Linked DNA regions of Mus musculus: region 1 is linked to region 2. The links are chromatin loops, found by intact Hi-C in ENCODE. Cell type or tissue: left cerebral cortex. All regions are shown on one strand. Links, peaks and the distances in the headings refer to the core of each region. The heading gives the core; the rest is flanking DNA. Region 1 holds the start of Pik3r3 (phosphoinositide-3-kinase regulatory subunit 3). Region 2 overlaps Pomgnt1 (protein O-linked mannose beta 1,2-N-acetylglucosaminyltransferase).

Region 1 (5,363 bases), core at 1-5,000, 61 kb before region 2:
AGGGTTTGAATATCTGACAGCTATAATAACCATAAAATGAGGCACACTTTAAAGAACAAAAAAACTTTGTTTTGTTTTGTTTTCTCCTTCACTGTGAGAAACACAAAATAACTCTAGTGGCCTCAAAGTCCTCAAATAAAAATATATTTATATGTACAATTCACATGTACATATATAGAAACCTATCACAGATATGTATATATCCCATTCACGGGAAAGAGAAAGATTCTTTATTTTTAAGAGTCGAAATTATATCAATTCTACCCCCCAAATTAAGTTAAATCACCATAAATTAATTAACGAGTAGTAAAATACTACATGCAGACCTAAGAAACTATATGCATAGGAGAAAAAAAGCCTCAGACTAAGGCCATGAATGAATAAGAACGCACAATCCCTGAAAATCACTAACCGGCATTTGGTTTCTATGAGAGAAGCACGGAGTCTCAAAATGAATAATCACAAAGGCAACTCAGTTTCTAAAGTTAACCAAGGTAAAATAACAACGAACCATAGCAGATAACTGCACTAAAGTATAAGCTTTAAGGAATCGCCACAAAGGGAAATTCTTCAAGCATGGATTATAATACATCCCTTGCCAGCAGAAATCTTGATTAAAAAAAAAAAAAAAAGTGGAGGGCCGTCAAAACCCTGAATGACATGCAAAGGCCAAACCAAAACGGGTCTTTCCTCCCACTCCAGTCCCCCCGCCCCCACCCCCTCAGGACAATGGGATCAGGGTCCTAACTGCAAACTTTAAAGGTGTAAGCCAGAGCAGTTTTACTGCAGCTATAACTGCAATCTACCCCTCATCCCGAACCTGGCGCACCCAAGAATACTTCTGGCCTGAAAACGTCACCGGGGTTTTGTTAAGCACAAATCAGACCCATCCAAAAATTTTAAAAAATAATAAAAATAACAAGTTTGCTCTCAAATACCTGGAGGATCCATTTCAATATAAAATATCAGTTCTGTCGAATAGGGCATCATCACCTCCCTCCAGTCTGCGTCATCGCGGTCCATACTCCACACCGTATTGTACATCGCGCTGTCAGGGGCAGGTCGTCGGGAAATATATAAAAAGCATATATATCTTTTATCTGATATTTAAAATCTAAATATATATTTGCAAAAGTTCCACACGGAAATGTACTTGGGGGTTTCCAACGGCCAGTACAAGTCCAGCCAAACTACTAGGATGAGGACAAGGTCCTCCTCTTCTCTCCTCCTAAAGCACCCAACAAAATACCCCGAACTTTCAAGCTACGGGGTTTTTACCTCAGAGGGTTACAGGGAAGCTCGGAAAGCAAAGAGCAGTGGTGTTAAAAAGCAGCTTCCCGAAAATCCTTCCTACACAATCGCTCTCCAAAGGGAAAAGCTCCCACCGCCTCCTAATCTTTCAGCGGAAGCCACTTTTGTGTCCTTCGGAGAAGAGAGAATGGAGAGGAAGGGGGAAAAAAGAACGCGTTGGGAGAAAGCTGGGGAAGTGACAAAGGCTTGAAAAGGGGGTTTGCGTTCAAGTTTCGGGGTCCCACTGGTCTGCGGAGAGCGATTCCCTCTGGGATTGGGACTCGGGCTCTATTCGCGTCAGGCTGGGAACCCAAGCTTCCGCAGCTTCGGGATGGCGACCCCTTGGAGAGTCCAGTCAGCTCGACTGTGCCCGAGTAGTAAAGGTAACCACGACAGCGCCGGCTCCCCTCACGCTCTGCCCTGGCTCCAACCACTAGAGTTTCATTTTAACTGCGCTGAGGGGACCTCCTCCCCCGCCCTCCCCCCTTGCCACCCCCGCTGAGGCGCCAACCAACCGGGCAGGACAGGAGGAAGAGCCGGTAGCTCGACTGTCCTTTCCACTCCTTTGCACCTTAACTGCAAAGATTGTCAAGTGCCTAAGAAATGAAGACTGCCACCACCCTCCGCTTCGACTTTTAACTCTCCCCGTCAGCCTGCGAGACTCGACACTTTAATCAGACTTTGCCATTACCCCCTAGCCTCGCTCAGAATGGTACAGTCCGGGCGCTGGCCGCTCGCCAGGAGTCGGAGCCGGGCGCACGCGAGCTCCTCCAAGAGTGGGGGGCGGATGGTGATTGGCTGAGCCCGGTTGCCGGAGCCCGAGCCTGCGTCTTTTGTCTGCCCTGCTCCAGCTGAGGAGCGGAGACGGCTGCGCGCCCCAAGCGAGCCAATCAGGAGATAGCCGGCGCCGGCCGGTAAGGCGGCGATTGGTCGGACCTCAGTTACTAAGCGGGACAAAGGCAGAGGGGAAAAGAAAAGAGGAGGAAGAAGAGGGGGTGTGGAGAAAGAAAGAAGGCGCAAACGGCGGTTACTGACAGGCTGGGCGAGCGCTCGGGGGCTCAAGCTGCCCGGAGACTGGCGGGGCTTCCCGCTGTGGCTCGGTCCTCCCGGACGAGTGACGAGGGGGAGAACGGGCTGGCGCGAGACTCTTCTGCCTGGAGACTAGCTGCGGGGGGAGGGGAGCGGCGGCAGCGGGGCGTGCTGTCACTTGGCGGGGCGCACACTCTTCTGCTCCATTGGAAGTCTCTGGGCAGAGTTCCTCCTCACAAACCTCTTCACCTTGCTGCGTTCGCCCTCCCCTACCCCGGTGTTAAATCATCAGATACAGCAAAGGTCGCCAAGCCCACTTGCAGGACTCTCTGTCCAGACAAGATCCCCATCGTCCCCCACCCCACCCCCCCCACACACACACTCCCTGAGGGTACCTGAACCTTGAATGTTCCTTGGGGAGTCATCCCCCCCCCCCCCCGCTACTCCGCTTCACACTGAAGGACTTTAGAACCCATAGTTACGCTCAAGCAAAGAGTGAGGCATCTCATCGAGCCCTCCAGTTCTAGTACTCAAATCAGAAAATAAAGAAATAAGAATTAAATAGATTTTTTAAATTACAGTGTCTGTGTGTTTTCTGTGGTAAGTCACAGGTGTTGCATTCCCCTACCAAAAAGGCGCTTTTCTGTTTCCCACTTCCTAACACACAGGTCCCTCCTTCCAAGCTTAAAGTTCTGAGACTTGCTTCAGAAAAAATGCTGAACATTTTCATGCATTTCAGAAACAGCTAATTAACTTGCTGGGGAACCCTGAATAGCTAACCTGTGCCTAGAATTGCCATCCTGCCATACAATACAGTCTGAGGAGGCCAAAACGGCTGTTTCCTCTTTACACTGGAGTAACAAAGCCCATTGTGTTTGAGTTGACAACCTGATTTAAGCTTGAGCAAAACCTATCCTCAGTAGCTCTGTGTATTGACTGGCCTCTAGAAGGGTCTCCACTTTTAATCCTCTACCTCCTAAAGGGTTCTGCCTTTCTTGTTTTGTTTTTTTGTTTGTTTGTTTTTGTTTGGTTTTTGTTTTGCTTTGTTTTGTTGAAACAGGATTTCTCTGTGTAGCCCTGGCTATCCTGGAACTCACCCTGTAGACCAGGCTGGCCTCAAACTCAGAAATCCGCCTGTCTCTATCTCCCAAGTGTTGGGATTAAAGACATGCGCCACCACTGCCCAGCTGGGTTCTACCTTTTCTTAAAAGTGCTCTGAGTTAAGCCAGTCACGGTGGCTCATTCCTTTAGACCCAGCACTCTAGAGAGAGAGGCAAGCAGATCTCTTGAGTTCAAAAACTAAGTCTGAGGCCAGCCTAGTCTACAGAGTTAGTTCCAAGGTAGCCAGGTCTACACAAGGAAATCCTATCTGGAAAAAAACAAAAAAGGGGGGGGGGGGGAGGGTGTGTGTGTGTGTGTGTGTGTGTGTGTGTGTGTGTGTGTGTGTGTGTGTGTATGTGGGTGTACTGAGTTGAAACAGGCCCAGGAAACAGTCAAAATCAAAATGTGTACAAACTGGATACAAAGTAAAAGGACAAGAATTCAGAAAATACAGAGAGGGTAAAGCACTAAGGAAACAAATTAGAGAAGCACACTAGAATTCTTTTAGAATCCTGGAGATGCTTTCTTTTGTCTCTTCAGTTGAAATGTATTTCAAAAGCTAAGCAGCTCTGGGGCAGGGCTCATTAATTTTAATCTCCTGAACTGCTCCTTCAGGTAGAAGATGTTAGAAGAACAACTCTAATTTGTGGCTGGCTTCCCAGCAGTCTGTACTTCACCATATCTGAGTGCCAAAAGTATTCACATTAGATAACTCAAAAGGCTGAGCAGTCAGTCAAGGGCAAGTTGGTATACACAGGTGTCCCTCCCTGTGCATTCCCAAAGAAAATGAGACTAAAGAGACAAAAGTGTGGAAAAGATAATAATGGCTTTTCATGTTTCCACAGCAACTTTTGCCTGGACCGAGCTTGACCAGTTAGTGATGGGTTTCCCTTTCTGATACACAGAGTAGTCACCCAGGCCTTACCAATATCTAGGGTTTATCAGGACAGGGTGAAAAGGTAACACAGCAGAAGTCTAATGATCAAGGTTGATCCACGGCATTCAAGCAATTGTGCTGGATAGAGAAAGGAACTTCAATTAAAAAAAAAATGTCTTTAAGCCACCCCAGTGGTGGTCATACCTTTAATCCCAGTACTCAAGAGGCAGAGGCAGGTAGATCTCTGAGTTGGAGGGCAGCCTGGTGTATACAAAGTGAGTTCCAGGACAGCTAGAACCACACGGAGAAACATTAGCTCAGAAAAACAAAACAAAACAATAACAACCACAAACATTTTCATAAGATAGGCCTGTAGGCAAGCCTGTAGGGAATCCTATTCATTTGTGGTGGATGTAAAAGGGCCCGGCCCATTGTTGGTGATGCCATCTCTGGATTGGTGATCCTGGTTCTATAAGAGAGCAGGCTAAGCAAGCCAGGGGGAGCAAGCCAATAATCAGCACGTCTCCATGGCTTCTGCTTCAGTCCTTGCCTACAGGTTCCTATCCTGCTTGAATTCTTCCCCTCACTGCTTTTGATGATGAACCGTTCTAAGGAACTGTGAGGAAAAGAAACCCTTTCCTCCACAAGTTGCTTTTGATACTGATGGTTCATCACAGCAATAGTAACCCTAAGACTGCAATAATTCAATCTTACCACCAAAAAGTGAATGATCCAAATCTCCAATTTAAATAGACCTTTACATAGGAGATTTCCAAGGGATGAGTGGCACAAGAAGCTATGATGATGTCCAGAAAGAAAACATTCCCTTTAAGATGGGCTTCAGTCAGCGTCCTACCATGGTGGGAAGTGCCTATCACAGGATGTTGGCTTTTCTTTCAGTTAAGAAACAGAATCAGTCCCAGCACTTGGGAGGCAGAGGCAGGCAGATTTCTGAGTTTGAGGCCAGCCTGGTCTACAAAGTGAGTTCCAGGACAGCCAGGGCTATACAGAGAAACCCTGTCTCGAAAAACCAAAAAAAGAAAAGAAAAGAAAAGAAAAGAAAAGG
Region 2 (5,371 bases), core at 98-5,097:
CACAAGTTCTTCAGCAATTCCAGACTTGTGCCCTAAGGGCAGATGGACACATCGGGTATGTTTCCATCATCTTCATCAGGAACTGGGCAGCTGAAGAGTGTGGCCTGCTTGATCTTGGTGGCACAGTTAATGCAGGGGCTGAGAGCATAATTATAGCACTATGGCCACCGTTGGCACTGGCTCTTTCACCCAAGCATTCTTTTTCCTTTGTTTCTGAAAAAGGGGTCCTCTACCTCCTGAATGCTGGGATTAAAGCTGTGCACCATTACACCTGGCCAAGATCTCACTTCTTTGTTGTTTTTGCTTAGATGGAGGGGTCTCATACAGCCCAGGCTGGCTTTGAACTTTCTTTTTTTTTTCTTTTGGTTTTTCAAGATAGAGTTTCTCTGTGTAGTCCTGGCTGTCCTGGAACTCACTCTGTAGACCAGGCTGGCCTCGAACTCAGAAATCCGCCTGCCTCTGCCTCCCAAGTGCTGGGATTAAAGGCATGCGCCACCACGCCCGGCACAGCTTTGAACTTTCTATGTAGCTGAGAATGACACTGAATTCCTGCCTCGGTCTCCTAAGTGCTGGGTTTAGAGATATGTATCCATCACCATGCCTGGTTTTAGGAGGTATTGTGGATCACACCCGACTTCATGTGTGCTAGGCAAACACACCACTATAATACATTCCTAGTCTTTACCCAGTCCTTAGCTGCCAGATGGGCTCCTGTAACTGGGTGGACCTTGCTTGACACAGTAACAGTCCAACCTGAAGAAACTGAACTGAATGTCTCTGAAAAAAAATCTAAATGTCTTTTTTAAAAAATGCAATACTTTGGTGGCACATGTCTTTAACCGCAGCACCTGGGAGGCAGGAGCAGGCTGATCTCTGAGTCTGAGGCTAGCCCGGTCTACATAGTGAGGTCCAAGATAGCCAAGTCCACTCAGGGAAACCCCGTCTCAGAAAAAAAGCCCCCCCAAAAAACAAAAATTGAATGCCTCTGAACTTCAAGTGGCAGCATCAAGGGAAATGCTGTTGCTGCAGGACAGTGGCTGCCACCAGGCAAAGCCGATTTGACTATCTTCCCTCCTCCCTTCCCTTTGACAGTCCCGCCCCCCATCTGTCTCTATGGGCTTTTCCAGAGCAGCCCACAGCTATCACCCACCCACTTGTTGGGCCCAAAAAAGAACAGACTTGGCCAGAGCCACACAGCTTCTGTGAAGCCTGACCAAGAATCTACTAGGATTCTAGATAGAGAACTAGTTGGCCTTCACCCTTTGCCAGCAAACTGCATCTCCCACACAAACTCTATTCCTCCCACAAGTGCCTGTGTGGAAGCAGGAGGAGGAAGGGGATTTGTTTGTCCAGGGAGGGCTGCCACTTCATCACGGTCTAATTGCTTCTCCTGTGCCTACTTTGCCACCTGAAACACTAGCTCTACTGAACACTGAAGGGGGTCAGGGTGGTGACCAATGTCAAAGCCATATTGCACGATACTACTGCTGAGCTCTAGGCACCAGTAAGGGGCACCAGGACAGCAAAGGTAAAGGGCAGGAATTCCAGTAAGTTCCCGTCCTTGGCAAGAGTTATACCCTTTCTTACAGTCTGATCTACTCAGGTCCTGATCTTAATCTTCAGAGCCTTAAAGGTCATATTCCCCTGCCTTGGGCTATCTGACTCCCAAACGACTATATTGTCTGGTTTTTGGTGATTAACTCAGACTTTCCTAGGCTCCTTTGAGTTACTAGCCTCTGATGAAAACCATGGACCTTTTATGCAGAAAAAACATCCCTATATGGAATTCTGCACACAACCAATTCAGGCCACAGAAAGCCTTGCTCCTGTATCTGCCTGCCCAGTATCTTCTCTCAAAATCATCTCCCACACTGCTGTGGCTGCCACTGTTTCTGATCCAGTCACTTCCTGTCTCCACTATGGTTACGTCCAGAGCATTGCCTCAACCACCCCCATCTGTCCTTTTTGGTTTCTCTTACCTACTCCGTTTCTGGGGACAGGTGCTGGGCTCAGACACAAAGGATGGAACTAGCAGGGTGGTAGAATAGCGAGGAAGGGGTGTGAGATGGCTGCCAAGTAGGCAAGGCATATAAGTCAGCTGGTACCAGGGTGGAACCCTTCTGAAACAAAAGACTTGAAGCTTGAGACTTGGGCATCCCCTGGTGGCCAAATGGCTTCACACAGAAGATAAACTATGGCAGATAAAACAAAAAACCAAAAACCCCAAACACCTCACCATTTATCCAGTAATGGTTTCTCCCTCACCACCACGCCATACTCCCCACAAAACTATTACAAAATACACCCCCAGAGGTTTTCTTCTTTTTTAATCAATGACCATCTTTATCCAGTTTTGGAAATCTGGACAAAGAGAAGGCTAAGAGGAGACCTGGTCCAGTGTCTAAAGGTCTCTGTGTGAGTCTGTCAGCACATGGACCCCATATGGGCCTGTCCATCAGTTGGGCACAACAGTTTTCCTGAGTATGAGCCAGTCCCACCCTCAGGGCAGCATCCTGGTCCAGAGAGGAATAAAGGCCCCGGGTTGGGCCTATTCCCAAGGCCCCCAGGACAGTCAATAAATAGGTTCTGAGCCAGGCCTGGGAGGACAGGGTATGAAAAGAGTGGATCAGCTACCCAGGGATCCCAAAGAGGTCCTGGGAACTCTCCTGCTCTTCTTTGACAAGGAAGTAAATAAATAGACCTTAAACTCAGGAATAGGGGTGTTGGGGCAGGGGATCCTTCCCCTTGGAGTTAGTAATTAAATTCCATGTTAAAAACAAACCAGCCCTACCCCTACCAGCATCTACTAAATCCTACAGGGTAGGGCAACGGGCTAGCCTGTCTGGGGGTACACAGTACCCAGCCCTGCAGAGTCCTGGAGGAGGCTTCACGTTTGTTCAGCAGCCCCTGGGGCTCCTTCTTCCTTTGGGGGTGGCTCCAGGAAAATAGGGGTGACTGATGGTGGCTTCTTCACTCTGAAACATAACAGATGAACGGTACAGAGGAGAGGACATGCTTCAGACCCAGAAGGCCATTTCCTAGGGCAGAACGGGGTGACTCACGAGTAAGGGGAGGCTGGGACCCCCACCACCAAAAAGTGGTTCTTCTTCCGAAATAATCTCCACAGGCCCCGGTGGTTGCCACGAACATCCAGGTCCCAAATATGGAGGCACTAGCAGGGATAGAGTAGGAGAAAGAGATGGTCAAGAAGCCGTGGAGATGATTCTCTGAAGGCCTTGCGGAGCCTCACCCTTCAAGAGGAAGCATTATCTGGAGTACGGATTTGAGCAAGGGCTTAAAAGAGAGGTTCTCTTCTTTGTTTTTTTGAGACAGGGTTTTTCTGTGTAATCATAGGCTATTCTGGAACTCACTCTGTAGACCAAGGCTGGCCCTTGAATCAGAGATCTGCCTGCCTCTGCCTCCCGAGTGCTGCATGAAAGGCCCGCACTATACCTGGCCAGGAAGTGAGATGAGAGAAGTAAGAGTGTAGGAGAAGGTTCTGAGGTTGAAAGCTCTCTAACAAAGACTCTTGCTAGCATAGCAGGGGCAGCGCATGTTGATGCGGGCGCTACTGAGGGAGGTGCAGCCTGAGGCACCTTGGCAAGCTGAGTCCAGGTGGCGAAGTCATCATCTGTCTCCATTCGGATAAACGCCACATAGGTGTGGCCCTCCGTGTCTGGCAGGAAGGAGTCTTCACAAGGGTCCTTGCTGTGGTCCAAAACCTCGGCCTCACTGCATTGGGGTAAAAAAAAGTTAAGGCCGAAACAGGGCCTACTTCCTAGATGGGACACACAGGGCCCTGAACTTGAGTTAATGCTCCGCTGCTACCTTCTTTCAGTTCTTAATGTCTGTACCAGAGCACACTGGTTTTTATTTTCTATAGTGCCCATTAACGGTGTCACCAAGGAAGCTAGATTCCTTACTCCCTGCCAGGCATCCCAATTGCCCTAGGGCATACCTGAGCAGTCTGTGAATTTCCACTTCATAAGCTTCTTTCTTCAGACTGAAGGGGAGGGAGAAACATATCAGGAGAGTCCCTCAGGTCCATGGAAAGGAATGAGCAGGGCAAAGGGTCACACGGGGAAAAGGTACAGCAGGGCTGAGGTAAATTCCCAAGGCCCCAGACAGGAAAGGACTAGCAAGCACTGGCCATCAAGCCTTAGATACCCACCCCCTTAGCCTGCTGCCAGTCTCTACCTGTCTACATTCCTGAGCTGGACACCTGGAACTGTGTTGAACTTGTGCTTCTTGAAGTAGGCCTCCTGAAACAGGAATGAGGACAGAAGGCCAGGACTTCTTGGTGTGGCCCACACTTGCTCACTGACCTACTGAAGATCTACAAGACCCAGGGCCCTCCGAGTTGCTGTCTTTGGCAAGCTCTTACTACCTTTAATTTGGTCTGGTCCCTTGGCTCAAGCTACTGACCCGTAAACTAGTCCTGTTCCCACTGGCTTTCCCCAGATTTGCTACAGAGACTTAGAAGTAAAGAGAGATGGAGGCAGGAGGATTAGAATTTCAAGACCAGTCTCAGGCTGAGCTACAAGAGACCTGAAAACACAAGGGGTAGGGGTGTGTGTATCAGAGGGGGAGGAAGGGAAGACTGAGAAAGAGACACCGGTCCGTTGGATGTAGCCAATTGCAAAGATGGGTTAGAAGGAAGGAAACTGCTGATTCAGGTTCCATGAATGGCGCGAGGAAGCACTTGTCCTTCCTTAGTAGATAAGAAATATGGTAAATATTGGTAAATAAGGATTTTATTAGCTTCTCTTGCTTTTAGGAGGTTCTAAATTAAATATATCCCTTTCAGCTGTACTGTTTCAAATGCACTTTTTTGTTTCTTTTTGTTTTTTTTGAGACAGGGTTTCCCTGTGTAGCCCCAACTGTCCTGGTACTCACTCTGTAGACCAGGCTGGTTTCAAACTCACAGAGACCCACCTGCCTCTGCCTCCCAAATATTGGATTAAAGGCTTGTACCACCACCGTCTAGCTTGATGCTGTTATAGAGGCCCCGAGTTCGGTTCTCAGCACCCAGATGGTGGTTGACAACCATCTGTAACTCCAGTTACAGGAGACTCAGTGTCCTCTCCTAGATTCCTTAGCCATCAGACACAAACACGATACATGTATACACATGCAAGCAAAACACTCATATGTATAAAATAAATCATTTAAAAACATATTCAGGGGATGGAGAGATGACTCAGTGGTTGAGATCACTTGATATTTTTGCACAAGATCAGAGTTCTAGTACCCAGCACCTATATGGTGGCTCACAAGCATGTAACTCCAGTTCCAGGGACATCTGATGCTCTCTTCTGACTTCCTCAGGCCCAGGCACACACACAGTGCACAGTCATAGACAAAAAATGAA

What was found. Peaks named below come from ENCODE experiments on the same cell type or tissue, not always from the same donor. Only the 100,000 strongest peaks of a DNase experiment are listed, where the experiment ranks them.
Region 1: it touches region 2 in a loop (4-fold over the local background); 13 of 42 quality-filtered maps call a loop at or near these places.

The regions. Positions count from the first base shown.
Region 1 is chr4:116,217,989-116,223,351 of GRCm38, reverse strand. Pik3r3 (phosphoinositide-3-kinase regulatory subunit 3) reads right to left here and starts at 1,744. Exons shown (of 10, transcript NM_181585.6): 1 at 939-1,744. The coding sequence starts at 1,044. In left cerebral cortex, for the core only: no CTCF peak of the experiment used is centred there; DNase peaks (open chromatin) are centred at 475, 957, 1,733 and 2,135; H3K4me3 peaks cover 2,985 bases; H3K27ac peaks cover 2,794 bases.
Region 2 is chr4:116,156,784-116,162,154 of GRCm38, reverse strand. Pomgnt1 (protein O-linked mannose beta 1,2-N-acetylglucosaminyltransferase) reads right to left here. Exons shown (of 22, transcript NM_026651.2): 18 at 4,198-4,262; 19 at 3,959-4,003; 20 at 3,597-3,732; 21 at 3,063-3,172; 22 at 2,311-2,975. The coding sequence ends at 2,888. It overlaps Tspan1 (tetraspanin 1), which reads left to right. Exons shown (of 8, transcript NM_133681.4): 8 at 1-274. Among named protein-coding and RNA genes, the nearest start is that of Tspan1, 8.1 kb to the left of the region's middle. In left cerebral cortex, for the core only: a CTCF peak has its summit at 2,168 (motif pointing left); DNase peaks (open chromatin) are centred at 1,133, 1,941 and 2,092; H3K27ac peaks cover 2,970 bases.